2 separate regions of the Homo sapiens genome follow, and region 2 is linked to region 1. A link is an interaction called in ENCODE POLR2A ChIA-PET data of the cell type or tissue named here. Cell type or tissue: PC-3. All regions are shown on one strand. Links, peaks and the distances in the headings refer to the core of each region. The heading gives the core; the rest is flanking DNA. Region 1 overlaps LRMDA (leucine rich melanocyte differentiation associated). Region 2 overlaps LRMDA (leucine rich melanocyte differentiation associated).

Region 1 (16,223 bases), core at 3,817-8,816:
TAAATTCACCTGAAATGAATTAGAAAAACCACCTTTTTAAAATAAGTTCAGTTTGTCTTTTTTGCTAACTCTATTTGTCAATCTTACCTCTTCCTTTTATTATTATTTTTTCTTCTTCCTCTTTAGCAGATGGGATGGAATATTTCTGTTTTGTTTTTTATGGGTGATTTTTCACCGGCTTCTTCCACTTTATATTGAGTCACTTAACATCCTGTGAAGCGGAAAGGAGGCCGGTACTTTCAGCCTGAGGTCGGCCAGGGTGCTGCAATTCCGGACAGAGAGATGTTTTTCCCTTGGGTTGGGAATGGCATGTTCTGAGCTTCTTTTGACTTCTAGTCCTCGCTGCCGGTGCAGTTCCAAGTAGAGTCAACATAAAGCCAGGCACTTGTGAGATGGAGACCGGGGCGAAACTGCAAGCAGATGCCCTTTGCTGACTGTTGAAGAAAGAGGATCTGGCTGAAAGACCCGCAACTTTCACTTGTTGAGAACCTTTAGCCAGCGCCGGCGTGCATGTGTTTTAGTTTTATTCTTTTTCCCTTGCCCCCAAAGCCGTGGAGTACCTGCTGTTGCTCTCATGCCTCTTGCCAACAGTGGCATCTGCTCAGTGTAGCCATCAAGAATTTGAATGTCAATATCTTTGCCTTGAAATGAATGGAAAAGTATTTGTCACTCAGCGGCAATCATTCTTCAAATAAAAGGTTAGCCAGACAGGACCCTTAATCAAAGAGTCGGTCTTTTCTGTCAGCAGTGCCTTTTAAATAGCAATGATGAAGGCTGGCTGTCAGGGTAGGACTTGATGAGCGAGATGATTGATCTGCATAAATCATTTTCTTTTAACATTGTCAGTGAAGAGTAAATTGGTGGGACATTTTGGGTATTAGCTGTGTTGAAATTAATATGCAGTATCCTAGGTGTGTCCTCGATCACATAGTCCTCATAAAAGAAGGTAGAAATTAAAAGGAGGCTTTTAGGCATGCATTGTTCTAACAAGAAAGTTGCACCATTCTTACTGCTGTGGTCATCATCTTGCATGCTAAATTCGGAAGTTGAGTGTGTAGCACATTTTACAAGCTCCAAAAGGAATCTAGTTAATTTGGGAATTAGCTAGAGTCAGTAGCATTTAACAACCAGTAAATCTGTAAAGACTTACTGCTCAGAGGCAAAAAAAAAAAAAAAAAAAGTCTGAGAATGGTTTCTGGTTTTATAGGATAGGGTATCTACTACCTAGCATGCTGTTGTAGAAATAGACTCAGCTTTAGATGAGGCTTAGGCTTGAATCCACGTGCCATCCCTCCAAAGTGAGTCTCCTTGACCATGATGTAAGTATTAACCTTTTTGAGTCTGTTTCTTTGTCTCTAAAAATGGGATTTCATTAGTTACCTTGGGTGGATTTGCTTTTGGTATTAAACAGAGCAATCTAGGTGAAAGCGCCAGGCACATTACCTGGGACATGGTGAGCAAGTGCTCAATAAATGTTCATCTCCTCCCTTTCTTTCAATCAAGCGAAATGCCCCAAACCAGCCAAGATGTCAAGATTAAGGATATGCCCTCATGGTCAAAATAAATAATACATTGCCTGGTTTGGGTCATTCTGTATTTACTGGAATATCTTATGGCCATTTTTATGTCAAAAACATATTTCAGCAAGGCAGAAGCAATACCTAATTGCCGAATACTGAAAATAGGGAATGAGGTGGAAGGAATGGGAGAGAAATATGGCCAGGGACACTTGGTTTTTCTTACCATTACACTCTAGATTATGTGTCTGGGTTCATATGATTAAACTCTGAACAAGTGAAACCAATGCAATATAGTGTTGGGATTAAAAGTAGGACTGGTGGAGCCAGATGGCTCAATTCAGATCCCAGATCTTCCGCTTAATGGCTATGTGACTGCAGGTAAGAGAGCTAATTGCCTCCCTGAGCTTGTTTCCTCACCTATAAAATGGGGATAGTAATAGGGTTATCTTACAGTGTTGTTAGGATGATTGAATTAGTATATACAAAACAAAACATGTAAAAGAGTACCTGGTATGTACATGTTAACCATGATTACTATGAATGGTTAGTTGGTTAAGAAAGGTAGATAATGCTGGCCGGGTGCGGTGGCTCACGCCTGTAATTGCAGCACTTTGGGAGGCTGAGGCGGGAGGATCACGAGGTCAGGAGATTGAGATCATCCTGGCTAACACGGTGAAACCCTGTCTCTACTAAAAATACAAAAAATTAGCCGGGCTTGGTGGTGGGTGCCTGTAGTCCCAGCTACTTGGAAGGCTGAGGCAGGAGAATGGCGTGAACCCGGGAGGCGGAGCTTGCAGTGAGTGAGCAGAGATTGCGCCACTGCACTACAGCCTGGCGACAGAGCGAGACTCCATCTCAGAAAAAAAAAAAAAAAGAAACAAAGGTAGATAATGCTGAAATTCAAGTGGGTCAACAGTCTCAAAGGAAGAAACATATTTAGATATAGAAATGCATGATAATGGTATACTGGAGTGAAATACTTGTTTCATTTTGGAGAAACTTGCCTACTGGAGGAATTTTGAGCTAGGCTGATTCCAAAAACATCCATATTGAAGCAAATAGGTTTTGTAGGGTCTTCGGGTAAATAGCCTTTACTTGCTGTGTTGAATGTGAAGGTTAAAGGAACACAGTCTTCTCTAGCCAGATTCTCCATGCGCCTTCTGTAATGGTAAAGTCCACGTCAATCGCTGCTTGTGGGCGTGTGGCATGGACGCGCAGGAGCCTCTGTAACATGCATGTGGCATGCAGCTGCGTGGATTCCTGGAGATTATTGGAGATTTGCCTTCTCTTCATTCTTAGAGATGTGCATTTGTTTTCCTCAACTTGCTTTTAGCTCAGCTGATTGGTTGTATGTGAGCTTTGTGCTCCTCTCCTTTCCTGTCTTCTGAATTTATGCTATTTTGAACTTTTGGTCTGCTTCTGCATAATGAGAGAAGTTGGCAGAAGACAATTCCAGATAAACCTTCACCAAAACTAATGGTTCTGTGGAAGTCCTTGAACGGGTGTGGAGGAGCAAAGCTCTCCCAGTTCCCAGGTGAGCCCAGGGTGGAGATGTAAGACCACACCGAACACTGAGCATGGTCACCAGGCTGCTTTTGAGAAGCGACTGTGAAGCTGTCCTCCTGCAGGGGCATGATGGCTATATTTGAGAATTTCTGGAAAACATTCTCTGCCTCTCTGGCTTGCAATGCTCTTGGGCTGCAGGAGTGGTAAAATTGTGCTGTTAGATTCGTTCCTGATTCCATCCTTATTAGATAAAGCGTGGCCTGTGTTATCTAACTGACTACTTAATGGAGTCCACATTGGGTGTGATATTCTGCTCAAGATTAATTTCGGGTAATGAAGATCTGAAACAAGGTATTTAAGAGCCCCACTAATGTTTCATTTATAGCAATCTATCAAAACGATAGATATTTAGCCTCTTTACTGGATATGAAACATTAACTTAAAGCCAGTGCTGCTTTCTGTGTTAAATACCAGTACCCCTGCCTTCGATTTTATCAAACATTGTGAAAAATCTGCCACCACCTCCCGGAGAACACATATCATGGACTTAGCCTTAAGTTATGATTCTCTGGCACCTTGGACAACTGACCAACCCTAGCTTGGGCCCTGCTTGGGCCTTTTCACATAATGAGTAGAATTCACAAACAAATATTTATCGGGCACATGCTGTGTTCAAGGCCCACTAGACATTGTGAGGGGGACACAAAGTGGACTCAATTTCACTGCATGCGATATGCTGGAAAAGAGATATCTTAGCCCAAGGGGCAGGCTCATTACTCCTAAGTTGGTTATTACATTGTTCAGTTATGAGCAGATGAGGCCTAGAAAAATCTGGGTCGCTTCTCCTCATAACAACTTCCCATTTGGGGCGGTATGAAAAGTGTGGGTTTCCATCAATTCTGATGAGTAGGTGGAGTCCATTCCTCAGCCTTTAGGTGCTCCCCATTGTCCAGGAGCCAACAGTTGGGTATTTGGGGCTCCAGAACAAGTATCCAGGCACCTAAATGGTATCTAGCTAATATTTATTGATGCATTTTTCTAAGGAAAAATGAGCAATTTCCACTTTTCATTTTCAAGCTTAATACTCATGACTGTCCAGTATTATCCTTACCCCTCTCTAGTTTTCTTCTCTTTACTGTTTTTATTGTTCATTGGAAATATGTTGGTTTAGTACCAATTGTGTGCTGTTTTCCTATATGGAATATATTCTTTCTGATTTTTTTCTGATTCAAATGGTATCTATTCTTCAGGGCCTTTCTGAAGACCCGTGTCTTCCTGACCATATTCTCTGTGCAGTTTTTCTTCTTTCCAGGAAGAATTTTGTTTTTCTTCTCTGAATTCATAAACATCAAGGTTTGAATATGCATCCAATGCTTGAACATAGATGATGGTTCTCTAGATATTTTTTTCTATGTGTAATTCATTTTCCTTTTAGGTTACAGCATCTTTAAGAATAGGGACCTATGCTTAATATCTCTTCCATAGCACACACACTACTTTTGGGCACACAAGTTGTACTAAAAGCCTAGTGACTTGACCTGGTCCACAAGGATGAATCCTAAATGGACTTGGCAGTAATTTTGTGTAAGAAAAGGCAGAGGTATCACACAATTGATTTTACAGTGTGTCACTCTCAGTGTAGTGCTTATGACCACCTTGGGGAATGTGAATGAAGCCCCCACTAGATTTGTCTGTGCTGTCGCCAAGGACTTAACCACCAGGTTGCTGTTTGCAGCTGTCTCTGATAGTACATTGGGGTCTATAGACTTGAGTGTCTCTATCTTTTCTGGCTCTTCCGCATGCTTGGTGGTGGTTCGATATTCTGTTTTGTACTTCTTTGATACCGTCTCTGGGGTCCCCTTAATTGGGACACCTTAATCGGGGAGCCCCTGCTGCCTGGGCAGGGGGCTGAAGTCCTGCTGCTTTCCCTCCACATTGTCAGGATTCCTGGGTGTTTCCTGGGTTGGAGACGTCAGCCTGGCGGCATAGCCTGTGCTTTCCCCATTACCTGATCACGTTTCATCAGTGAAACGGGATGTTTCACTGAAGGCTTATCTCAGGAGGCGCCTGAATCTTATTTGACCAGAAATCTTTTTGGCAGTTGGTGAACTTGGTTGGATTCCAGTCTGTCCCTTTCATTGTCAGGACATACCCACAGTGAGGATTTGTGTGCCAGGCGTGTCATTTCTCTGTCTCCTCCAGACCCCCCGCCCTCATGATACTGTTGCCAAAATCAAGGGCCCAACCCCTTACCCCTTAAACATCTTTGCCTTTTAAATTTTGTAAACAATGCTGGAATAAAACATTTTTATTATAACAGATACAAGTAATAGAGATGTTGTAGCAAAGTCTGAAGGTCTCTGTTTTAAGTAGTGTGTAATAGAAAACCAAAATAAGGGGTGGGCGAGGTGGCTTGCGCCTGTAATCCCAGCATTTTGGGAGGCTGAAGAGGGCGGATCATGAGGTCAAAAGATTGAGACCATCCTGGCTAACACGGTGAAACTCCGTTTCTACTAAAAATACAAAAAATTAGCTGGGCATGGTGGTGGGCACCTGTAGTCCCAGCTACTTGGGAGGCTGAGGCAGGAGAATGGCGTGAACCCAGGAGGAGGAGCTTGCAGTGAGCTGAGATCACGCCACTGCACTCCAGCCTGGGCGACAGAGTGAGACTCCGTCTCAAAAACAAAAACAAAAACAAAAATTAGCTGGACGTGGTGGTGGGTGCATGTAATCCTAGCTACTTGGGAGGCTGAGGCAGGAGAATTACTTGAACCCAGGAGGCGGAGGTTGCAGTGAGCTGAGATTGTGCCACCGCACTGCAGCCTGGCAACAGAGCGAGACTCTGTCTCAGAAACAAGAAAATCAAAATAACAGTGGCTTAAAATGGGAGTTTTAGTTTCTTTTACAAAAAGGAACAGATTCAGCCTCTTGTGTTAGCTTCCTGAGGTCAACAGAGACAAGGCTTCTCCTGTCTTTCTGTATCAACATCTTTAGCTGTGGCTTTCATTTTCTAAGACACTTCATGATATAAGGCTGGAGTTCCAGTCATATCATCCAAGTTTTAAGCAGGAAGGAAGAAGAAGGGGAGAGGAAAAGAAAAAGCACATGCTAGCTAGTTGTCCGTCCCATTTTTATGCAGGGACTTATTTGTTTACATTGCTCAGCACTAGCCAGTCATGTGCTAAAGCCAGCTCACCCTAGGTTATGAATGCCAATTGTTACATTTGCCAGAGTTTTTGCAAGCCGATTGTCTTGAGTTTGGTAGCTTGAAATTGGCCATAGTTTTTACACAAGAGAAAATGGTGTAAGAGAGAGCTGTTTGTTAACCATTTACGAGACACAGCTGTTCCTGGCTGTAGGACAGGCGAGGAAATGTAATTTTTAACTTGGTGCATTGCCACACAGAATAAAATCACAGTCCTTTTACTAAAGAAGAAGGGAAAGTGATAATGAATAAGAAAACACTCTTTGCTACATTCTCCCCACTTTGTATTCCACAGACTGGATCTGCTTCCCCTGTTTAGGTTGTTAACTCTTGTCTCCTTTTCAAGTTATGCAACAGTCAACATAGTTTTACATTTGTGTTTCTGCACATGAACCAGCATTTGTGGACAATAGCTTCTTTGAGGTAGATTTGCTAGGTCAAAGGGTATGTGCCCTCTGCTTAACTCTTTATAAAGAACACTCACCAGATGTCTGGTCTGTTTCCTCCTAATGTAGTGTAGTGGTGATGAGCATGGATTTTGGAATCACACATACAGGGTGTGAACACTCATTCAGACACTTCTAGCTGTGTGACTTTGGCCAGCTTACTTAACCTCTGTAAGTGTCAATGTTTTTTTCCATGTAAAATGGGAGTGGGGGATACCATCTGACCCTGCAGGGTTTTGTGACGATGAAATGAGATTGTGACTACATAGCACTTACAGCAGAGCCTGGCAGGTTGTAAACCCACAGTAAATAGTTAGCAGGGGCTTCTGCTCATGGAAAGATACACATGTGTGCAACATACAGTGAGAAGAATGAAAACATGAAACTGGGCCTTGAACATTACATGTAGGGTCGATATGAGTTGTAGAGATGACCAGATTCAGATAGGAAAGCAATGGATGTTTAATGTTCAAACTGGAAAATTATTCATTTCACTGCCCCTAGGGGTAGGTGTGTAAGCTAATTGATGGTTAGAAAAATCCCAGAGTAAACCAGGAATGTCTCTAATTCATAAGTGTATATTATAAATATATTTAAAATCATCTTTATGACAATTCAGTTATGTTTCTTTAGCATATCAGATCCTTTAGTTGTGGAACTTGACAGAAATCAACATAAATGTTCTTTTTCTCTCCCAACTATATTGAACATTGCACAGATGTGTAGTTATTTATCATGAACATGCAAATATTGATGTCCCCAAGGCCCATTCTTTGAATTTCAAACTGCTGTTGCTATATTTGGATGTTGATTAATACGAGTCTTTGCTCTGACACATAGCATGTCTGATTTCAGGACCTCTGAAAGCAGCATAGAGAAGAAAAGAGAAGCTGAGGCTTGATATTCATAGGGATGGACAATAATTGAAGACGTGAATTGCTTTGGGAAAATGGCAGCAGGCAACCAAATATACGAGATGGTTAAGGATATGCCTAGCACAGAACTTTGAGCAGGTAGATTTTCAGTATATCTTTGCTCACTTAAAGAGACAGAAGCTATGGAGAAGAAACAATCACAATGAAAGAATTATTTTAACACTAGTCTAGAACAAGATTTCTTAATCTTGGCCCTATTGACATTTTTGGCTGGATAATTCTGTGTTGTGGGGGCCGTCCTGTGCATTGTAGGGTATTGAGCCACATCCTTGGCTACCCACTAGATGCCAGTTGCATGGCCTTCCTCAAGTTATGATCACAAAAAATGTCTCCAGACCTTGCTAAATGTCTCTGGGTGGAGGGCAGATTCACTCCCAGTTGAGAACTACTGATCTAGAAGAAAGGAAAATTAGATGATATAAAGTAAACAACAATTATATGCTAGACATTTAACCCATTGAGTCCTTGCAACAAGCCTGAATTGCAGATGTTGCTAAAATTATTTTTGTGGAAAGAGAGGTGGGATTCCAAGAAGCTAAGAACATGACCCCAGGTGGGACAGATGGGATCTGAGTCCAAATGTGATGTTCTTTTCCTTGTATTCCTCTCCTTCCTAACTGTATGACATAAACGTAAAGTATCACAAGAGCTTATGCTGCTCCTCTTCTTGGTACCAAGCTCGGCCTTCACTTTCTTATGAAAACCAAAAGCAGTTTTCAAAGAATCATGCACAACTTATATTTGGGTGATTGATCTGATTTGGCATACATTTTGTGGAGAACGTGAACCAGTCTATTCCCCAGTGGAGGGCTGTTGATAAACAAAGAGATATGTAGTCTTTTTAGCATTTCAAGGGCTGTGAGTCTCCTGAGAAAACTCAAACCAGGTCCAAGAGGAGTTACTTTGAGACAAGCTATCTAAGAACTGCAATATCCTCTGTGGGGAAGGTGGCTTTCGTTGTAATGGTTCTTGCAAATATTTCTTAAACCAAATAGGGTTTTCTTCTGGGGAACACTGAGATCAACTATTTGCCTATTTGATCCTCTTGCAGTTAATGTAACAGGTTTAAAACTCTGGTCTCAGCAGAAGGGGCTTCATTCCGAGCTATGGGGGCTAATTCTGTGCAGTGCAGTGTGGGGACAGAGCATCCCACTTTCCACAGTTTGGTGAGGCACTGGCCCTTAGAGGAGAGTTTTTGGGTATACAGCTAATTGTTCTAATTATGTAGTAGTAAAAATCATACCGTCCTGTAGCCGCATATGAATAGTGCACTAGAGTGCTTTCTTAAAAGAGTTGGGATGGGGTTGGGAGGGTCAGGAAATGAAGGGATAAAATTATTGTTAATTCCACCCCCTTGTTATACCATCAAGAGAATAGAAACCAATAAAAGAACTAAATGTTGGCAATCCATAAAATTCCATAAGCAGTAATAAACAAAAGCTGAAACTGTATTGATATACAACCAAACAAGGAAATTATCATTATTTTTTAATAAAGCCATTTATCATCAATAAATACCAAGGGGAATAGGAAAAATTACAAGCACAATGCCATCTTCCATAATTATACCTATTAACAATTTAAAGCATAATTATGTGAGGGAGAAAAACTTTTAGGAAAGCTTTGTGCTGTTTTCTCCACAGAAAAGTCAAATTCTCACACTCCCAGATATTCAGGATTTTCTAAACATTTCAGAATGATTGGTTATGCTTGTCCCAACTTACAGTAGCTTATTTTCTAAGGATCTTTCTAATAATTCAGGCCCTTCCGGCCTCTCCATTACCAGGTTTGTCATCAGCCCTGGAGAAAGGGCTGGGATTCAGGAAAAAGGTATATATGGTAATGATCTGACCGCTTGCTAAATGTCACTGGTCAAGAGGACTTTGTTTAGTGACAAGTTGATTTTGGGATTCCAGGATCTTTTTTTTTTTTTTTTTTTTTGAGATGGAGTCTCACTCTGTTGCCCAGGCTGGAGTGCAGTGGTGCTATCTCGGCTCACTGCAAGCTCTGCCTCCCAGGTTCACGCCATTCTCCTGCCTCAGCCTCTTGAGTAGCTGGGACTGCAGGTGCCCGCCACCACGCCCGGCTAATTTTTTGTATTTTTAGTAGAGATGGGGTTTCACTGTGTTAGTCAGGATGGTCTCCATCTCCTGACCTCGTGATCCCCCGCCTCGGCCTCTCAAAGTGCTGCGGGCGTGAGCCACCTTGCCCGGCCCCAGGATCTTACTTATTTTATCTGAACTAACCCCAGCTGAGCAGCTGCTATTGCCTAAATGACTATGTTCCAGGCCTTGGGGTTACAGAAATAAATGAGGTACTGGTGTTTGTTTGTTTGTTTGTTTGTTTGAGATGGAGTCTCACTCTGTCACCCAGGCTGGAGTGCAGTGGTGCAATCTTGGCTAACTGCAACCTCCGCCTCCCGGGTTCAAGTGATTCCCCTGCCTCAGCCTCCTGAGTAGCTGGGATTACAGGTGCGTCCCACCATGCCTGGCTAATTTTTGTATTTTTAGTAGAGATGGGGTTTCACCATGATGTCCAGGCTGGTCTCGATCTGCTGACCTCATGATCCACCCATCTTGGCCTCCCAAAGTGCTGGGATTACAGGTGTGAGCCACCGTGCCTGGCTGGTGTATTTTTTTAACCATTGAACACCTTACATTCCCAAAGGGAAACAGACCTGTATGCCTGCAGTGGCGAACAGCAGGGTGATTTAAGAGTATGCCTCAGAGCCCACCAGCCAGCCTGGGGTCATAGCCCTGCTCTGAAGCTTATCACTTATGGGAACTTGTACAAATTAATTAATGTTCATATGCCTCTGTGTCCTTATCCACAAAAGAAAAAATAGTAATAATATCTGCTTGTAGGTTGTTATGAGGACTAAATGAGTTGATATATGAAAAGTGCTTAAAAAACTGCCTGGCACCTGGTGAGTGCTATGTAAGTTGGCAGTCATTTAACCTGACAGGGTGAAGTCCTGTGACTTGGTACTTTGGTTCTGGTATGATAGCAGTGGTTGGGGTATTTTGATAGTTTGGGTCTGGTGCAATAGCAAGCTCGTGGTCACGGAAGGCTCTGTGTACAAGAGAATGACTGTCCTGAGTCTTAAAGGGTGAGAATAATAGGAGAGAGTATTCCACACAGGGAAAACCACAGGAGCAAAGGGATAGCATACAGAAACAGTATGATGTGCCTGGCTCTTTATAAGCTATACTCCATCTTCTTAGAGCCTGACACAATTGAGCTGGTGGCAGAGAGAGAGAGGAGGCTGCAGTAGCTGGCAGAGTCTGGTCACAGAGGCTTGAGTTTTTCTTGAGGACAGGAGGGCCCTGTTGAAGGATATTCACTGTGAAGGTGATGGTTAGTCAGATTTCCAGTCTAGATCCATTAGGAAAGCAGTGTACTGGGTTGCTCTAACAAGTGAGAGGGGAGCCGAAGGGAAGGGTTAGGGGCAACTTTTGGAATTTTTATGATTCAGACTTCTACCCAGTAGGACAATATTTCAGCAGGGTTATGCATGTTTGTTGGAAATGAACACCTGGACTGATTGATTCTCAGTTTAATTGTGGTAGTCATTAGTGCTGTTTGGCAAATATCCCAGTTCTCCACTTTCAGGCACATGTATAAACAAATGGTAGGATTGTATTTTCTGGTCCCCTTGTGTGAATGGGGTCACATGAATAGTTCAGGTCCAGGAGTTGTAAGAAAAGTGATATGTTACTTTGTAATCATATCACTGAGTTGTTGCTGAAAGATCTTTCAGAGCTTGCTCTTTTCCCTCTGTCACAGTGACTAGCATCGTTCCAGATAGAGTTGGCTCCATCAGCTGGGTCCTGCAGTACAGATGACATGGAGCAGAACTCCCAGCTGACTCTTGATTAACATGGAGCAGGAGTGAGAAATAAACCGTTATGGTTTTTAAGCCAGGGGTCAGCACACTTTTTCTATAAAGGGCCAGATAGAAAATATTTTAGGCTTTTAGTTTATGGACCATGCAGTCTCTGTCACAACTCCTCAACTCTGTCCCCATAGTGGGAAAACGGCCATAGGAAATATGTGCACACATGGGCATGGCTATGTTCCAATCAACTTTTGTTTACACAAACAGGCAGCAGGCTGCAGTTGACCAGCAGGCTGACTCCTACTTAAGGCACTATGGTTTGGGGGCTATTTGTTACCACCACATAATCAAGCTATTCCTGACTGATACTTTGCCCAACTAGCTTTTCTTTTTAAATACAGGTAAAATTTACATAGAGTGAAATGCACAGATCTTATGTGTGTTATTCAATGATGTTTATAAATGATGCTATGTGATGTTTAATAAATATATACATATTAAGTATATGCTTTATTATGTATCATAAAACTATCCCATTTTATGAATATAGAATTCATTTTCTTGTTGATGGAAATTTGGACTATTTATAGCTTTTGGTCATTATGGATAAAGCTATGAGCATTCATGTGAAAATCTGTGTAGATCTAGATTTTTATTTCTCTTGGATAAATAGCTAGGAGTATAACTGCCAGATCCTGGAGGGGGTGGGTAGATGTAGGTTTAAATTTATGAAAACTGGCCAACAGTTTTTCACTGTGATTGTGCCATTTATACTTCCACCAGGAATGTTTGAGAGTTCTACCTACTCTACATCCTCTCCAACAGTTAGTGTCGTCAGTCTTTTGACTATATTTATTCTATTAGGTATGAAATGGTATCTCACTGTAGTTTTACTCTGTGTCTTCCTGATCACTAATGATGCTGAATGTATTTTCATGAGTTTACTGCCATTTGTATATCAACTTTTGTAAACAGACTGTTCAAGTATTTTGACCATTTAAAAAATTGATTTCTGGTCCTAAGTCCTTTGTCAGATATCTATATATCTACATCCTATGTCTATATTTATTTATTTCAAATTTTTCTTCCAGTTTTTGAGTTGCCCTTTCACTTCTTAAATGGTGCCTTTTGATAAGCAGAAGGTTTTATTTTGATAAATACCTATTTATCATTTTTTTTTTTTGTTAATGCTTTCTGTATCCTAAGAAACCTTTGCCTTCCTTGGGGTTGTGAGATATTCTCTATTTCTTTTTATTACCTTGAGTTTTGGCTTTTATGTTTAGGTCTTTGATCCATGTTGAATTAATTCTCGTGTAGGAGAGTTAAGAATTGGGATTCTGGCTGGGCACAGTGGCTCACACCTGTAATCCCAGCACTTTGGGAGGCTGAGGCAGGTGGATCACGAGGTCAGGAGTTCGAGACCAGCCTGACCAACATGGTGAAACCCTGTCTCTACTAAAAATACAAAAATTAGCTGGGTATGGTGGTGCATGCCTGTAATCTCAGTTATGCAGAAGGCTGAGGCAGAAGAATTGCTTGAACCTGGGAGGTGGAGTTGCAGTGAGCCGAGATTGCACCACTGCACTCCAGCATGGGCGACAGAGCAAGACTCTGTCTCAAAAATAAATAAATAAAATAAAATAAAAGAAGAAAAAGAAAAAGAATTGAGAGTCTGTGTGTATATCTAGTTGTTTCAGCCCCATTTATTATTTTCAACTACACTCCCCCATTCAATTATTTTGGAAACTTTATCAAAAATCAGTTGGCCATGAATGTGTGGGTCTATTATTGTGTTATCTGCTCTGTTCCATTGACCTATTTTTCTACCTTTATGCAATTACCACACTGTCTTGACTACTGTAGCTTTATAGTAAGGATTTAAATTAAGGAGTATGAGTCCTCCAAATTTGTATTTCTTTTGAAGCATCTTTCACCTGTTCTTTGGGTTTCCATATAAACTGAGGTCCTTTGGGTTTCCATATAAATTGAGAACCACCCTGTCAATTAAAAAAGCCTGTGGGGTTTTGATTGGGATTTTATTGACTCTATGAATTTGTGGAATGTTGATATCTTAAGTTTTTCAATCCATAAATGTATTACATCTTTCCATGTATTCAGGTGTTTTGTGTTTTTTTAGTGGAGGTCTTGTACAACTTTAGTTACTTTTATTATTACTTTGTTTCTGATGCTATTATAAATTGAATTAAAAAAATCATTTTCCAGTTCTTTGCTTCTAGTACATAGCAATATTGATTTTTGTATATTAACTTTGTATCTAGCAACCTTGCTAAAGTCACTTACTACTTCTAGTATTTGGTTTTTAAATTCATCAGGAGGTTTTATGTAAGCTATTACATTGTCTAGAAATAAAAAGTTACTTCTTCCCAATTTTATGTATTTTTTTCTTGTTCTTGTCTTATTGCCCTGGCCAGAGGTTCCAGTACAATGATGAACAGAAGAGGTGAGAACAGACATCTTTGCCTCATTCTTAGTATTAGAAGGAAAGTTTTTATTATTTTATCATATGTATTATCTTTGATGTAGAAGTTCTTACATGCCTTTTATCAACTTGAGGAAGTTCCCTTATATTCCTAGTTTATCATGAATGGGTATTGACTTTTTCTGATGCTTTTCAGCCTCTATTGATTATATGGGTTTTCTCCTTTGTTCTGTTATTAATAATATGGTAAAAGCAATTTGTTGATTTTCAAATGTTAAACTCACCTTGCAGTACTCAGATGAGCATCACTTGGTCATCATGTGTTATCCTTTTTGTATATTTCTGGATACAATTTGATAATTGTTATTATTTTTTGAGATAGAGTTTCACTTTTGTCTCCCAGGCTGGAGTGCAGTGGTGTGAACTCGGCTCACTGCAACCTCTGCCTCCCGGGTTCAAGCGATTCTCCTGCCTCAGCCTCCCAGTTAGCTGAGATTACAAGTGCCTGCCACCACGCCTGGCTAATTATAGTATTTTTAGTAGAGATGGGGTTTCGCCATGTTGGCCAGGCTTCTGTTGACCTCAGGTGATCCACCCGCCTTGGCCTCCCAAAGTGCTGGGATTACAGGCATGAGCCACTGTGCCCAGTCAATTTGATAATATTTTGTTAAGGATTTTTTAGTCTATGTTCATGATAAAAAATTGTGGTAATTTTCTTTTCTTGTAATATTTTTGTAAGATTTAGGGATAAGGGTTATCTACTGGCCTCAAGATGAATTGGAAAGTGTTCCTTCCTCCTCTGTGCTCTGAAAGAGTTTGTGTAATTTTGGGTTTTTTTTCTTAAGTTTTTGATAGAATTCACCAATGAAACCCTTTGGGCCTGTCAGTTTTCTTTGTAGAAGGTTTTAAAAATTATTATAACTTTAATTTAATAAATATAGGGTGACTGAAATTTTCTATTTCTTCTTGTGTCAGTTTTGTTAAGTTAATTTTTCAAGGAATTTGTTTACCTAAATTTTTGAATTTATTCGCATAGAATTATTTATAGTGTTACCATATTATCTTTTTAATATCTGTAGGCTCTGCCATTATACCATTTTTCATTTCTGAATTGTTATTTTAGAATTTTTCTCTTAACTAATCTTGCTAGGGGGTTGACAATATTTTTAGCAGCTTTATTTGAGGTACAATTTGCATTACATAAAATTATTTTAAGCATGTTCTTCAGTGATTTTTTTAAAATAAAATCATATAGTTATATAACCATTACCACAATCCAATATTAGAAGATTTCTGTCACCCTTAAAATCCCTTATGTCCATTTGCCGTCACTCTCTATTCCTACCCCCAACTCTAGATAACCAAAACAAGTTACTGTTACAATTGATTTGCTTTTTCTAGACATTCCATACAAATGAAATAATACAATATGTGGTGTTGTGTGTCTGGCTTCTTTCGTTTAGCATAATGGTTTTGAGATTCATTCGTTTTGTGGCATGTATCAGTATTCTGTTCGCTTTTATTGCTCCATAGTGTTTTATTGCATGGATATAGCACATTTAGTTTGTTCATTTGTCAGTTGATGATGAACAATGCTGCCATAAATATTCACATATAAGTCTTGTGTTGACATATATTTCACTTCATTTGGATACATACCTTTGAGTCAAATTGCTGCTAGACTGAATTCTAAAATGACTGCATCTTACATTTATGCCATCAGTATATGAAGATTCCAATTTCTCTACATCCCCCCAACATTTGTTAGTGAGTATATATTTTTATTTTAGCCATTCTAGTGCATGTGACAGTGTATTTCATTGTAGTTTTAATTTGCATTTTTCTAATGACTAATAATATAGAACATTTCCATGTGCTAATTGGCTACTCATATATCTTTTTTTCAAAAAACATTCAAATCCTTTGCCCCTTTTAAAAATTGAATTCTGTTTTTATTACTGAGTTACAAGTGTTCCTTGCATTTTTGTGGATATAATTCCTTTATAAAGTACAGTATATAATTTGTAAATATTTTCTCCCAGCCTGTGGGTTATCTTTTCATTTTTTTATGGTATGTTTTGATGTGCAAAAGTTTTTAATATTGGCAAAGTCCAACTTAACCACTTTTTGCTTTTATAGATAATGCTTTTGGTGTTACATATAAGAAATCCCTGCCGAGGTCATGAAGATTTCTCTCCTAAGTTTATCAATATTATTAATATTTCAAAAGAACCAGCTTTTGCCTTTGTTAATTTTCTCTATTGTTAGTCCAATTTTTATTTCATTGATTTTTCTTCTTTTTACTTACTTTGCTATTTTTCTAGCTTGTTAAT
Region 2 (16,223 bases), core at 3,872-8,871, 550 kb after region 1:
CGTGCAGAACTATTATTAGCATTTGCTAATTATGTAAAATGATTTCCTCTGATGACATTTTCAACAGAACCCATTACTTTAGTTTTCTTTCCTTCATAATGCTTTTATGGGCTTATAATCTTGGTGGAATTCTCAGATGCTGAGAGATGCTAAAGTTTCCTTTATTTAATCGAGGTGACTAGTGATTTGACAGTAGTGGTTGACAGGTTTATTTTATCTGCGTGGCAGTAGGAGTCTATTTTCAGTGTGTGCACTCTGTTCCAAAGTAAAAGGACTTTACTAAGTGCTGAATAAATTGTACTTTCCTTTGATTCTAGACCTTGCTGAAATGGTTTAAAAACTCCGGTCTGGGTCATCAAATTCATCTCCTTGCTACTTTGCAGGGTCAATAGCTTCACTCTGTACAGAGCCGGGCTGGGTGGATTGGAATGGAGGGTAGTGTAGATTAAAACTTCCGCATATATATAGATAGATGTGCATGTGTGCACTCGCTGTCTGCGAGGGTGGCAGTGATGGAAGAGCAAGCCAAGTGGAATTGAAGATGGATGAATCTGTTAGACTATTACCAAGACTGGCATGGAGTTTAGCCAGGAACTTTAAGCAACCTCCTTTAAACATTTGAAATCCATAGGGGTCCATTTCCTCTCCTTTTCCTCCAAGGATGATTTTTCATTTGCAGTCTCTGAGATTGCTTTATTTCTATTCTTTGGGCAGAATTGTGGTATACTTGTAGACAGAGAAGGGCTACGAATCTGGTTTTTCTCTCCCAGAGCAAAGCAAGGAGGAAAAAATGGATTTCAGTTTTCCCCTGCCCCTCAAATAGTAGCAAACCCTACTTCTGTAAAATGAGAGGTCAGAATGACAACTCTTCCCCCAACAGACAGTCCCAATAAAAAATGATAGTAAAAACATGCTCCCTTTATCTTAACAAAATGGAAGCCTAGAATGTACAGGGTGGAAGGTTCTAAATGTGCTTATGTTTTAGAGTCCTGGGCTGTTTCTTGCCCCTTTTTATAAAGAAAAAAGTATGATATGGTCAGTAAGACAAAGATTGCTATGAGCACAGTCATTCAAGAATCTCCCCAACATGTCTTCATTTAGTACCTATTGTGTACTGAGTGTATTGTTAGGATTTGTGGAGAATTCAGAAATAGAGAATATTATCTCTATCTTCTAGGAATTTATGGTTTGATTGAGGAGATCCCAAAAATGAAGTAATACCAACCAAACAATATATTATATATTACATAAATAAGAGCTCTATTAGTTGGTAAAAGCTGCAAATGCTCTCAACGTTTAGAAAAGATAGCGTGCAATGTAGGTGAGACTACTCAGGCATGACTCTTTGGAGGATGTTGGCACTGAGCTTTGAAGAACATGTTAAGTGGAGAGCAAAAGAAGGGCATTCCAGAAAGATAAATGGGTAAAGATAAAGCACAAGGACAAGAACAGGTAGAACTGATGAGAGAAAGGGACCCTGTTTTGAAAAGGTCAGAAATAAGGTTCCTTATGTAGGATAGGTCCACATTATGGCAGGCCTTGGACAGACAGAAGGGTTTATATTTTATTTAAAACCATGCTGTAGGATTATTAATCTGCAAGCAGTATCCAGGGGTAATTGGAAAGGAGAGAGCCTGGATTCAAGGAGGCCATGGTGGGATGGGATTGGAAGGAAATTGTTTCAGTCTTAGAAGCCTTAGATTTCCAGATAACCAGGTTCTGTGCCCATAGACTGTGATGCCTCCAAAGAGCAGGTTTCTAGCAAAGGTAATTTAGAAAACAACTTGGTAACAGATGGGGAAGACAGCTGGGGCCTGGATAGATACTGCCAGGAGAGCAGGAGTGGGGGCCATGCACAGGGAACCTTATGGCCACTATGGAGTTGTTGTATGAGGTTGCTGATGGTTTGGTCACGAGGGCTCAGGCATCAGAGAAACTGGACAGTCAGTGTTTTTCCTCCGCATGTTATTCAGAATATTTCTGATGTTGGCTTTTGAAACTAAAACACAGGGCCCAGGATAATGTTACAATAATCCAGCATTCGATGATCAAGGCCTGGAGTGGCTGGCTGGCTGACTGGGAGTACAAAAAATAAAGGAAGGAATATGAGAAACATTCTGTTGCAAACACAATAGACCGAATACTGATTATATTTCAGGGTAGAGAGAAACAGAGGACCAGAAAGCTATAAGGAAGCCAGCATGGTGTGTGGGAGGCTGTGGTCTCTGCCTGTTGCCCCTCTGTCGGTTCATCCTCATCACAGGATTCTCTCCCACCATTCATGCATGAACTCTAATCTGGCCTGTTAAATGGAAGACCGGTGGAGTTAATGTAGTGGAGCTGTGGCAGCAGGAACAAACGTACAAAAAGCAGGCAGAGCAGCCACAAACATTTGTTCTCATTCTAGCCTTTGGCTTAAAGATGAGCTTCATTCTCTTAAGAACTAATAAATGTCCAGGGTGTTTTATTTCTGAATCTTGGGCTCCTGGAAGGAGAGTGATTTGAAGCCAATGCTTTTGGTCTAAATTGTTCAGCCGTGAGCTCGGCCCAGTATTAACTTCCTAGTCCCAGTTCTTCTGACTCTTTTTATTTCCCTGTCTCTTGTAGAAAACTTTACCCCTGCCCCAGGTTTTTCCTCATGTAGTGATTTTACAACCTTTTTTGGAACAAATAAACAAACATCTGGAATCATGTGGCACATTTAATTAAAAAGTTTGCATTTGGCCAGAAATGGTAAAATCATGAAAAATGGCCTGTCGGTGAGCTCAAGAAGGCCAAATGATGACGTTGTTGGCTGCAAACGGACTGAAATTGAGGGAAGTGAACACCTGCTCAGCTCGGCCTGCCGTCCTCCAGCTTCCTCCTCCAGCCATTAATATTTACAGCAGTTTCTTTATCCATTCTAATGAAATTTTTTGGTTGGGGCTGGTCTGGGGAGAGGGCTGTTACTTTTCCAATAACCTTGGATTTGTTGTGATGTGTGTACTTTATAAAGGGTGTGGTATTGGGCTTTTTGGGCTTTTCATTTCCCTTGCTCAGAATTCCATATGCTTCAGGTCACTGCAGGGGCCTGTTGCTGTTTCTTCAATCAGTCACTCAACCATGGTTTTCATGAGAGCCGTAACATGTGGAACCCTGCACCAGGGCATGTAGGAGATGAAAAAGAAGCTGTGGGCTCTGCCTTCAGGAATCCTACAGTCTAATTGGAGACAAGGTCCTATGCAGAGAAAGCAGAGGCCAAGCTAGATGGAAGAGTGCAGAGAAGGGAGGGATCTGTGATGATAGAAAGATTGGGAGGTGGCCTTGGATGAAGGTGAGAACTGAGTTGAAAGAACTTTCCCTGCGTGAGTTCCAAGTGTGAAAGGATTTAGGAAGAGATCAAGTTGTGGATTCTTGTCTAGTTTCTGGTCATAATCTAGGTGAAAGTAGGGGGTGGATCATTTAAAGCAAGAATTAGATATGATTATTCTACATTTCCAGTTAGCTTCTCCTTTGCAAGACATAGCTAGGGTGAAGTAAAATTTAAGTTTTGTTTGCAAATTAGGATAAAACATTAAGATGATCTGGCTTTGCAGAGTGTAGTGCTCTCATATGTCTCCCACATGAGGATTTATACCGAGGATGAGATTATTCTTAGGACAAAGTGAGAAGTTTTTCTTGTTGCACAGAATACAAGGGAAGTAGCCAGGTGCTGCAAATATAGTAAGCACTGTTTAGGTTAGATCCAAAGGAAGTATGAACCCATAGGTATCTGAGACATGTCTCACAATAAATTTAGAAAGTTTATTTTGCAAAGACTTAAGGATGCGCCTGTGACACAGCCTCAGGAGGTCCTAATGACATGTGCCCAAGGTGGTCTGGGTATGGCATGGTTTTATACATTTTAGGAAGACATGAGACATCAATCAAATACATGTAAGATATACATTGGTTTGGTCCAGAAAGGCAGATAACTTTAAGTGGGGGGAGCTTCCAGGTTATAGGTAGATTTAAAATTTTTCTGATTGGCAATTGGTTGAAAGAGTTGTCAATAGAAAGGAACAGCTGGGTGATATAAGAGGTTGTAGAAACCAAGGCATTATCATGCAGATGAAGCCTACAGGTAGCAGGCTTCAGAGAGAATAGATTGTAAATATTTCTTATCAGACTTAAGGTCTATGTTGATGTTAAATGCTGGTTGGCTTTTCCTGAATTCCAACAGGGAGGAGGGCATAATGAGGCATGTCCAACCCACCCCCGACTTTCCATCATAGCCTGAATCAGTTTTTCAGGTTAACTTTGGAGTGCCCTGGCCAACAGGAGGGAGTCTATTAAGATAGTTGAGGGAGGCTTAGAATTTTATTTTTGGTTTACAGAAGGATGAGTATTGTTTTGAACTAGGGTGTGGATTGGCAAGGGAGATAGAGAAATCACCATTCCCCAAGGCCTTTTACTGAAGGACATGCTCATCTCTCTTTGAGGTAGCCTGAAGGAAGTGAAATGAAACTTAAACAATTTTCAAATCCTGACTGGATGTAATCCTGGGTTCTCTATGTCAGTGCTGGTTCAGCTTTTTCATAAAATGAAATCAGGGTTTCACCTTGACCCTCCTGGACTTGTGCAAGCACAGGGAGATACAGGATCATGCTGGACGGAGCATAACTTCAGTTGCCAGAGGAGTTCTTAGTCCTCAGCTCTTTATTATTCTTGTGCATCTGTTTCCTTAAATACTCTCTGCAGAAGCATTAGCATGAAAATAAAAGAGTACAGCAACTTGGAATTTTCCATTTGTAGCTTCCTTAGTCTGTGGGGTCAAAGTTCTGTCCTCAGGGATGCTAATGCAAACTCTGTGTGCTGTTCCAGGGCAAATGTTTCTCAACTAAATGACAAGAGGGGGTGGGGAGCCAGGGAAATAATGCAGTGCTAATTCCCAAACACAGACTGCCCAGAGGTCCCAATTTAAATTGCTGCTTCCCCAACTCTATTCCCACCCTCCCCCAAAGGAAAAAAAAATATCCTGTGTTGTTAGGACAGACATCTGTGTGAGAGCAATAAAACAGTCTTCTCCCTTGTGGATTAGCTCTTTATTCCTTTATTTATCTTGCTATACCTCATCAGTTTATCCTAAATCAAGGAGAGTCAAAGAGGATAAGATGCAGTCCCTTTTTTGTTTTTGATTAAGGAAACCCATACAACCATCCTCCTACACAAATTTCTTTTCTCAAGAGATAGCTTTCCTTGTTATGTCTAATTTCTCCCCACCCCCCTTTTTTTAATCTGCCTCCTTGGAAACTCTCTGGAACTTTTATTTCATATAATGTTCAAATCAGAAAATGAAACTCCTCCAGAGACAGGTTAGATAGGGCAGTGAATGTTGGCATGTCTGCATGATTCTAAAGTACAAGGGGAACTAGGATAGCAGACTTAACATATTCCATAGCCTCCATTTCTTCTTCCAAATCCCTGGAAGTTTATTAATTCATTCAAGAGATATCTATAGAGCATGTTCTATGTGTCAAGCCCTGTTCAAAACATTAGAGATAGAGCTGTGCATAAAGTGGGCAAACATTTCTGCCTTCAAAGAGCTTATGTTCTAGTCAGAGAGAGGATCTATAACTAAGATAAAAATAAAACCACCACATGGTATATCGGTACTAAGATGAAAACGACAGCAGATCAAGGGCATGAGAGAGTATGTGTTGGCAATTTAAGATCTGACAGCCAGAGAAGTCACCACTGAGAAGATGATGGTGGAGTAAAGACCTGGGGAGGTGAGGCATGGAACCCTGAGAATGTCTGAGAGAAAAGTGGTCCAGGCTGAGGAAGGAGCAAGTGCAAGGCCCTGAGGTGGGAGCGTGCTCCTGGCATACATGAAGCACAACCAAGAGGTCAGTGTGGCTGGAGTTAGTAATCTAGGGGGAGAGTGGTAGATGAAGCCAGAACAATACCAGGGGCTAGAACTTGTAGCCCATTGTTAAATGTTAAACCCAGGAGCATTAAAATTTTAAAGAATTTATTTGAGCAGATGGTGATTCATGAATCAGGCAGCACTAGATTGCACGTGGTTCAGGGCTCCACCAAGAGGGTGTGAGGGAATATTTTTTATAAGGTGTTTGTGGAAGCCAAGACAAAGAAATTATTTGATTGGTTAAAGTGGAAAGTCCCAGTTAGAAGTTAGTTAGTGGTTTCTTGTTGGTTAAGCTTAAGTTTCATTTTACTGCTTACATTGACTTGGGTTTTGGTTTGCTTATGTAGGAATCCAAAGTGCTGGAACCATCTCAGCCTAATGGCTTCCTGATAGATTATTTTAACACTGTTTACTGTGACTAAGACAGGAAGCTATTTCAAGGCAGAAGAAATAATAGAAATGCTGTTACCCTTCTCCTTATAGAAAAAAAAAAAAACAATTCCCAAATGAATAACTAACTGGAAAAGAAAGAAAGGGTACTGCTTTTGATCAGAAACTATAGATTTCCTGCAAGATCACAGCCCAAAACAAATGCAACAGAGTTTCAAAATGCAGAACCAAGACCCAGCAGGGTGGCATATACCTACAAGCTCAGATATACCTGACGTAGGAGGACTGCTTGAATCCAGGAGTTTGAGACTGTAGTGTTGAGTGATTGAGCCTGTGAATAGCCATTGTATTCCAGCCGGGGCAGCATAGTGAGACACAGTCTCATAAATAAATAAATAAATAAATAAATAAATAAATAATAAATAAATGGATGTAGAACTAGCTTCAGGAGTTCTCTAAGCACAGAGAAAGCTACTGGGGGCCTCATAGCAGGCAATAATTTGGGCTTCCTCAGTGGGTACAGCCACATGGGTCACATTGTCTGTATACTTCTCTCCATCCTTAGTTTAGGCATCAAGTAACAGAGCTATCTCTAAGCCAGGGCAGTAAGTATGAGTGATTGGATCAGAAAAATAAGATGGCAAGAGTTGGTACAAATGTATTAAGTCATAATAAATGAGAATGAACTAGACTAAAAGACAGAGCACTACCAGATTTGGTTAAAAAAAAATGTAAAATAAAATACTTTTTCAAGAGGTGCATGTAATAAAATGACATAGAAAACTTGAAAATACTGGAATTAAAGGACAGAAATACTGGATACCTGCTAACACAAAATCCAGGAAGAGCAATGTTAATATTAGACAAAATAAGACTCAAGATGATTACTGAAATGACAAAGAGGGTTATTTTGTATAACTATGAAGATATAATGGGAATCTAAAACAATCATGAATCTTAATGTACCCAATGACATGGCTTTGAAATTCATAAAGCAGAAACTTCTAGAAATACCAGAAAAAACTAACAAAGTCACCATCATGAAGACTTTAGCACATCTCCTATGAAAATGACAGCTAAATGAATGGACTTTTTACAATACCTTCCTTTTGTTACATGGAAAATAAGGTGATATTCTTTAAAAACCTGTATGAAACAGTCACAAATTGGCTCATATCCACAAACTGGCTCATAAAGAAAAGTGTAACATGCTTCTTTCAAATTAACTGACCATAACTAAGTCAAATTAGAAATTATATTAAAAAAGGAAGACTTCCTTCCCCCTCCTTCCAAAAAAAAAAAAAAAAGTAAAAGAGGTAAGAAAAAGAACTATAGACTACAGAATTAGAAATAAATGAAGTTTTGGGTTTATGAGGAAATAGTATACAGTATACTTTAAGAGTAAATGGAAGTGATAACACTGTAGTATATTAAAAACTGTGGGATATACCAAAAGTCTAATTAAAGGATTTTTCCTCCTTAGAAACATAAACTGTAAAACAAGGAATAGAAGATAAAAATATATGAACTATGTTTTCATATATCCTAATTAAAAAACCAAGCAAACCTAATGACACATGGAAGGACTTAATAAAATAAAAACAATGTACAATATACTTTATCAACAATACCAACAGATATTTAAGAAAAAGGTGAGCCTAGCAGATCAAAGTAAGAAAAAATAGAGATTGACATTTAACATTAGGAATAATGAGACAAAAAAAACCCCACAAAGCTATTGAGCTTCATATTGATAAATCTGAAAATCTAAGTAAAACAAGTAATTTTAAGGCAATTATAGTTACCAGTGCTGTCTCAAGAAGAAATATAAGTCTAAACAGAGAAAAAAATAAGATGATAAAAGAAACTTTAAAAATAACCATATAGCCCTCAAAGAGAAGTAGCATCTCATCTTTTATAATTTATTCCAGAAAATAAAAAATATGGAAAATTACTCTTTTTCTCTTACTAGGAATCCATAACTGACCCTAAGCAATGTGAGAAAACATGAAAATGAAACTCTAGGTCAGTCTCTTTTTCAAATATGAATAAAGGAATCCTCCATGAGAAATTAACAATAAGACTTAGTAATGCATTTAAAAAATAGTACTTCCTGACCAAGTAGGGTTTATCTCAATATTGAAAGGTTAGTTTACTTTTAGAATTTATCAGTAAATGTGTCATATTGGCATATTAAAAAAGAAAATGGGATTATATATAAGGATGATGTTACTAGTTATAAAAAGAGAGGGAGGCCAGGCATGGTGGCTCACGCCTGTAACCCCAACACTTTCGGAGGCCAAGCAGGGTGGATTGTTTGAGCTCAGGAGTTTGAGATCGGCCTGGCCAATATGGCAAAACCTTGTCTCTACTAAAAATACAAAAAATAGCTGGGCATGGTGATGCATGCCTGTAGTCCCAGCTACTTGGGAGGCTGAGGCATGAGGCTCTCTGGAGCCCAGGAGGCGGAGGTTGCAGTGAGCCAAGATCGTGTCACTGCACTCCAGACTAGGTGACAGAGTGAGAACCTGTATCAAAAAAAAAAAAAAAAAAAAAAGAGAGAGAGAGGGAGAAACCTATGAAATTTAACAACCATTTCTGCTAAAATCTCTCAGTAAACACAGAATAGATAGGAACTTCCCTAACTTGATAAAGTGTATCTACCAGAAACCTATAGCAACCTGCATATGAAAGAGGGATTTAAAAAATTTCCATCAAAGTCTCAGAACAAGCAGAGAAGGACTATTCTACATTCCCTTGGATGTGCTAGCCAAAGCAATGAGATATACAACAACAACACAGAGCGCAATAAAGATTGGGGTAAATTCAGCATTATTTGCAGTCAATATTATGACTTAGACCAGGAGTAGGCAAACTTTTTCTGTTAAGGAGCAGATAATAAGTATTTTAGGGATTGTAGGCCAGAAGACATCTGTGACAATTACTCAGTTTTGCCCTAATAACATAACAGAACTAAGATCCATTATATCTGTAGTAAAATATATAAATATGCTTAATTCATGTATTTTAAAGATTTTCAGAGTGAATTATAAGGCAAAACCTAATGCTCTGTGTTGTGGAAGAGAAACAGAAACAAACTGACTCAGGAAAGTTAAAATAAAAGGATGGACAAATGTGAATAAAAAGAAAGCAGGTGTTGTAGTCGTTATAGTGTTTTACAAGGTAGAATTCAAGCAGAACAGTAAATGAGGCAAAGAAAGATGCCTGGTACTGAAGGTTGAAATTCATATTAGAAATAACTATTACGAATAGCTATATAGCAAAATAAAGTGCCAATATTCATGATGGAAAAATCATAGGCTATGAAAGGAGAAATTGAAAAATATACTAGTCTTAGGGGATTCTCCTTCACCTGTCTCATTTACTGACAGATTAAGTGGGGAAAAAATAAGGATATGAAAGACAAAAATAGCAAAATTATTAAGGTAGATTTGATTAAAACATATCAAACTCTGTACCCTAACAATATAGGATATGCTTCTTTTCAAGTCAACATAAACACTCATTGTTATTCCAGTTAGTACGGCTGTGTAACAAATTACCCTCAAATTTAATTCTATGAAAGAATGACTTATTATATTCAGATTCTGTGGGTCAGGTATTTCAAGAAAGGATAGTAGGAATGGCTTATCTCTGTAATGCCTGGGGCCTCAATAAAAGACTTGAAGCCTGGGAGCTAGAATTATCAGAAGATTCATATGTTCATGTTTGGTTGTTGATGCTGGCTGTTGGCTAAGGGCCCCCCTTTCCCTGCATGTGGGCCTCTCCATGTGGTTTCCTTTTGTTGGCTCATTTGGGCTTTTCATAGCCTAGTAGCAGAGTTCTAAGGGTGAGAGTCCCAAGAGACAGGAAGACCCAGGCAGAAATAATAGAATCTTTTATGACCTCAGAAGTCATACAGCATTACTTTGGCCATATTCTGTTCATTACGGTAGTTACAAAAGTCCTGCTGCTCATGTTCAAGGGAAGGGCAAATAGACTCTGCCTGTTCATGGGGAGTGGCAAAATTCTGGAAGAGCATGTGGGACCAGAAGTATTGCTCTGACTGATTTTGGCAAATACAGTATTCCCCGGTAATATACTGACTGGATCACAAACAAAATTTCAATAAATTTCAGTAGATAGAGGTAGTACAATAACACTGAGATCATAATATAATAAAACCAGAAATAACAAAATTAGATTGCAAAAAAGCCCTCTACCCAGAAATTTTCTAGTACTCTTACATTTCAAGTCAGAGATAACATATATGGTTAAGAATTCCTGGGGGATTAAAAACAAACAAAAAAAAGATAACATATAAGCCTAAACTGTAGAATAGCTAGAGAAGTATATTAATGAAACCATTACCTATGAGAATGTATAGATAGATTTAAGATAATTATTAGAGGAAAATAGATAGCTTGAAGTACATATATTAACTTGAAAAAATAAGCAAAAATTGTAAAAGATATATTAAGCATCTGACTCAAAAACAATATCAGCCTCATAAATCAAAGGAAAGTGGAAGGGAGGAAGTTTTAAAGTTAAAAATAAATATTAATAAGATAGAATACAAAAAGTATAATAGACCAAAAGTTAATTTTTTTGAAAAACTAAATTATTAACTATCCCAATCAAGGAAAAATAAAGAAAATGCAAATATACAAAATAAAAAAATAAAAAGCCATAGAAACAAGAGAAAACTAAAATAATCCTAAGAAGAAACTGTGTTTAATTCTGTGCAAATATCTGAAAATCTACATCAAGTGGATAATTTTGTAGGAAAATATAATTTCCCAAAGCTGACCCCAGAAGAGATAGAAGATTGAAACAGTTTGATTTCCACAGGCAAAATAAAGTTCATAAAGACCTATCACTTCTCCCACAAAAACACCAAGTCCAGGTGGTTTTACAAGGAAATTTTACCAAACATTAGAAGAGTAGATACTTATAGTATTCTGCTAAATGTTTAACAACCGGGTCTGGGGGCTGGAGCAGGGAGTAAAAAAAACCCTGATCTGTACTGTTTGCTGATTTCTAAGCATAAATATTTCTGTCATAATTTATTTCAAGCTACCTGTGTGACATCACTTAAAGTGAAGATGAGAAGAGATGTGCAGATAGGCTGTTGTGAGTCAGTACAAGCTGGCTTTTGCATAACATGGAGCTGATCCCAATGCTATTTAAACTGTTGCAGGGTATGGAAGTACTACTTTACTCTTACAGAAGTATATTTACAGAGTGAAGAAGTACTTCCAAATTTCTTTTGTGAAGTACATAAGGCCTTTACAGAAACACTGATAAGGGCTTTATAGAAACACTGATAAGGATTACAGAGAAAATAACTGCATACTCACTCCAATGTTAACTATAGGTGCAAAAATGCTAATTGAAAGAATTACAAACAGAATCTAGCAGCATAAAAGCAGAGTAAAACATCATGTCCAAGTAACATTTATTCCAAGTATTCAATGAAATTTCAATATTAGGATACTCATTTATTTACTTTTTTTAGTAGATCTGATGATGAAACCCATAATTATATGGATGCCAAAAAGGCTTTGGCCAAAAATTTTATAGCCATTCTTGATAAAAAGCATTCAAAAATAGATGTGTACTTCCTTAATATGAAAAAACACATCCATCTCAGTCCAAAAGCCAACATCAAACTTAGAGGCGTTCCTGTGAAAGTAAGGACAAAACAAGATATCTGTTACTACCTATTATTTAATGTTTTACTAGAAATACTAACCAAAGCAATTAGATATGAGAAGAGATTACAGGCATCAAAGTGGAAAGCCTATTATAAAAGTTTCATGTTTACAGGTGATTTTTTTTTTTTTTTTTTTTGTGAGATGGAATCTTGCTCTGTTGCCTGGGCTGGAGTGCAGTGGTATGATCTTGGCTCACCTCAACCTCAGCCTCCCAGGTTCAAGAAATTCCCCTGCCTCAGTCTCCTGAGTAGCTGGGATTACAGACCCGTGCCACCACGCCTGGCTAATTTTTTTTGGTATTTTTAGTAGAGATGAGGTTTCACCATGTTGGCCAAGCTGGTCTTGAACTCCTGACCTCAGGCAATCCACCCTCCTCAGCCTCCCAAAGTGCTGGGATTATAGATGTGAGCCACTGCACCTGGCCAGGTGATTTTTGCACTTGGAATTTAAGGGAAACAACTAAAAATCTAAAAAAATAATTCAGTGAGAAAGTAAAATATACAGTGAATATGCAAAATCTTTAGACTTTTTATATTGAAATGAAAGCCTGTTAGTATTTTGAATGAAAAACTTCATTTACAAAAGCAACATAAAAGATAATAAATTGGGAATATTATAATCAAACATTAACAAAAATATACAATATCTCCAAGAAAAAAAACCCACAAAAACCTTCTAGAAGGGTGTGCACAAGAATTCTTGACATTAAGAACAGACATTCGTATTATTTTTAAGGAAAACTCAAGATCATAAATATGTCATTTACCTCTTTGTAAATTTATAAATTCATTATGAAATCATGTAACAAAGCTTTTTTTCTTCCGTTTTAAACTAGAAAAACTGAATCTAAAGGTCATGTGGAAAATATGCAAAGATAATAGCTGGGATTATTTTTAAAAAGAATTATAATGAGGGAAAATCAGCCCTATTGGATATCAAATATATTATGGAATGTTAATAATTAAAACAATGTGGTACTGGCACAGGACTCCCCAGAATAATGGAATAGAATAGGTAGTCTAGAACTAGACTCAGTTACATGTAGAAATTTGTATATGGTAAAGTAGTATCTTAAATAGGTAGGGAAAAGATGGGCCATTCAGTATAAGTTTGGGGGACATATAATAGGTATTTGGAAAAAAATTTAGATACATACCTTACACCTTACAGCAGGATACGTTGCAAATGGATTAAAATTTTAAGTGAAAAAAAAAAAGAAATCATACAAGTACTGAAAAAAAAGCATAAGATAACTCATAATTCAGAAACCCAGATATAAAAAGCAAAAATGGACAAATTTGACTTTATTAGAAATACTCTTGATTTTATTTAAAAAAAACCTTTTACACAGGAACACAAAACCTTTTTTTTTTTTTTTTTTTTTTTTGAGACGGAGTCTCGCTCTGTCGCCCAGGCTGGAGTGCAGTGGCGCGATCTCGGCTCGCTGCAAGCTCCGCCTCCCGGGTTCACGCCATTCTCCTGCCTCAGCCTCCCGAGTAGCTGGGACTACAGGCGCCCGCTACCACGCCCGGCTAATTTTTTGTATTTTTTTTTTTAGTAGAGACGGGGTTTCACCTTGTTAGCCAGGATGGTCTCGATCTCCTGACCTCGTGATCCGCCCGCCTCGGCCTCCCAAAGTGCTGGGATTACAGGCGTGAGCCACCGCGCCCGGCCCACAAAACCTTTTAAGCAAAGTCAAAAATGAATATTGAACTTAAAAAATTATTTGGCAATTGTATTACAGACCATGATAAATTTAGATATATATTTATTTTATATATATTTATAAATTTATATATATAAATAAAAGGGAATAAAACAAGGTGTAGAATAGTATGTATATTATACTGCTACTTATGCATAAAAGGTGGGACAATAAGAATCTATATTTATGAAAAAACTCTGAAAGATGCATGATAATAGTGACAATTTATGGATGGGAAACCTAGGCATGGAAAAAGAGTATGGTGGGGAAAAGACTTAACCTTACACGTGCATTTACTTTAAAGCTTTGGACCATGTTCAAGAATAAACAAATTGAATTTTCAAAGAGCAAAATAAAATTCATACTGCCAATAACCTAACAATTACACATGGCTAAAGGGAAATACACAGAATGATATTCATTGAAGCATTTTTCTAGTAGTAAAATACATACAAAAATTATATGTCTGTCAGGAAAGAAATGATTAAAATATGGTAAATTTGTAATATTGAAGGCTATGCAGCACTTAAAAAAGGTTAAGGTAAGCAAAATACTAATATAACAGAAAGATCTCCAAGACATATTTTTGAGCAAAAACATGTTTGAGTGCAAAAGATTTGTATGGTGTTGGCAGAACTTATTTATTTAAGAGTACAGTGCTATACACCTTTTTGTGTTTAAAAGCACAAAAGTATACACACATGCAGACACACACAGAAATCTATAAATAATTGGAAATAGTTTTGAAAGTGTAGACACAAAACTCCTAACAATAGTTACTTCTACGAGAGGACTTTGTTTGGAGTGGAAGAGAGTGGAAGAGGGTGAAAAAGGACTTCAGATTTTTCAGTATTGGAGTTTTTATTAAAATATGCTAATATTTTACTCATGCAATAATAATAATAAAAAGTCTCAAAGAAGGTGATAACTTTGGGTGATTTATAACTGTTTTGGAGACTTTGCAAATTTGTTTCCCCAAGGCCAAGTGATAAATTGTTTCTGTGAAAACATCCCTTTTCTTCTTCAGATTTAAATATTCCAGTGTTGAGAATCCACAGTAAACTTGCTGTACTCTGTCACTGTTGAGGAATGGGACATTCACATGAATCAAATATGCTGGTAAATAAAGAAATATGGAGAAAAATATAGAGGTACGTGCATATATTGTATGGCTTATAATCTACTGAGAATGGAGAGGAAGACATCAGCATTAAAAATATTCTTTATTGAGTGAATTCTTTAGATCCAGGCACTGTACTGGAATCTTTACATATGTTTGTGATCTCATTTAATCCGGGAAACATCTCATAAAGTTGGATATTATCCCCATTTTATATATGAGGAAATTGAAGCTTAGAAAGATATTTCCTTGTTTACCCAAGGTCCCAGTGCTAATAAGTGTCCTCCATGAGACGCAAAACCAGGTTTCTCTAACACCTGAAGCCTGTGTTCTTTCCTCTGTTCCATTCTGCCCCCTCCCCAATACAATACACAACAATACAACTACACTGAATACATTTTAATGTTTCTTGATGATTAGGAGAGCACTTCTGGCTTTTTTGAATGTTTTGGAATCCCTTTATGAGCGTCAATTATCAGAATACTAGTGAAGCATGGAAATAATGTCTAATTGGAGATATCTGGTTAAAAGAAAGCAGAGTAATACTGCATCGACAGAATTTAGTGCTTTTATTACAGATAGATAAAGGTATGGCAAAATCACTGGTGTGATTCTTGCATATCCCCTTTATTAATTGATCTGCATGTTCTGAAGGCCGTTATTCCCTATATACTGATTCCAAATGTTCTGTCTTTATTAGTCCTTTTATATAAAACCTTGTATCTCTATTTGTCATCCTAAAAATATTGCTTAAATACATGATGCAGCTTCTCTCCACATTGGAATCTGATAACGAAAGGTCTTATCTCTGTAGCCTGAATTAACATGAGCAGAATTTAGGTATACTACGCCAATAGCTTCATGGACAGTCCCTTTGGTTATAGATTATAAATGCCATTTAGAGAAAGCACAGGATGGCTCCTGAGTGTCTAGTAAACTTCAACAACCACCTGAGAGATACCTCCGTGTGACTGCATGAAATGGAAATAAAGAATGGCAAATAACCCATTGACTATGCACTTTCTCACCCGCTGAGAGCAAAACATAATCCGATGCAATTTTAGTACTTACATGCCTCTGGGGAAAATAGACCCCTAAAAATCACCGAGTGCAGCACTGGAAAAATTCCTTAAATTTGTGCTATGCTTGGTGTTATAAAACCCAAGGAACCTTAGATGTTCTTCTTGAGTAAAATGGACTGGTAATTTTGTTTTGTTATATTATCCACCAAGCATAATGATAATGGGTCACATGCAATTTAAGAAAAAATTAAGTCTAATAAGAAAAATCTCTAATAAATACTAACAGCATCTTATTGGTATCATCATTGGTTTAACCCTTCTATTAACATTTGTTTTTTTACATATTAAATGATCTGTAATATGTTGAAAATGAAGAGGATAG

Evidence for each region. ChIA-PET counts read pairs that join two places held together with the same protein. Peaks named below come from ENCODE experiments on the same cell type or tissue, not always from the same donor. Only the 100,000 strongest peaks of a DNase experiment are listed, where the experiment ranks them.
Region 2: POLR2A ChIA-PET joins it to region 1 with 7 read pairs; 1 of 35 experiments calls an interaction of 5 or more read pairs at or near these places.

Annotation. Positions count from the first base shown.
Region 1 is chr10:75,782,325-75,798,547 of GRCh38, forward strand. The region is part of intron 2 of LRMDA (leucine rich melanocyte differentiation associated); the gene reads left to right. Among named protein-coding and RNA genes, the nearest start is that of MIR606, 240 kb to the left of the region's middle. In PC-3, for the core only: a CTCF peak has its summit at 7,169; a DNase peak (open chromatin) is centred at 6,197; H3K27me3 peaks cover 1,050 bases.
Region 2 is chr10:76,331,704-76,347,926 of GRCh38, forward strand. The region is part of intron 6 of LRMDA (leucine rich melanocyte differentiation associated); the gene reads left to right. Among named protein-coding and RNA genes, the nearest start is that of KCNMA1-AS1, 550 kb to the right of the region's middle. RefSeq lists a silencer at 4,528-4,822. In PC-3, for the core only: a CTCF peak has its summit at 6,053; a DNase peak (open chromatin) is centred at 6,158; H3K27ac peaks cover 1,096 bases.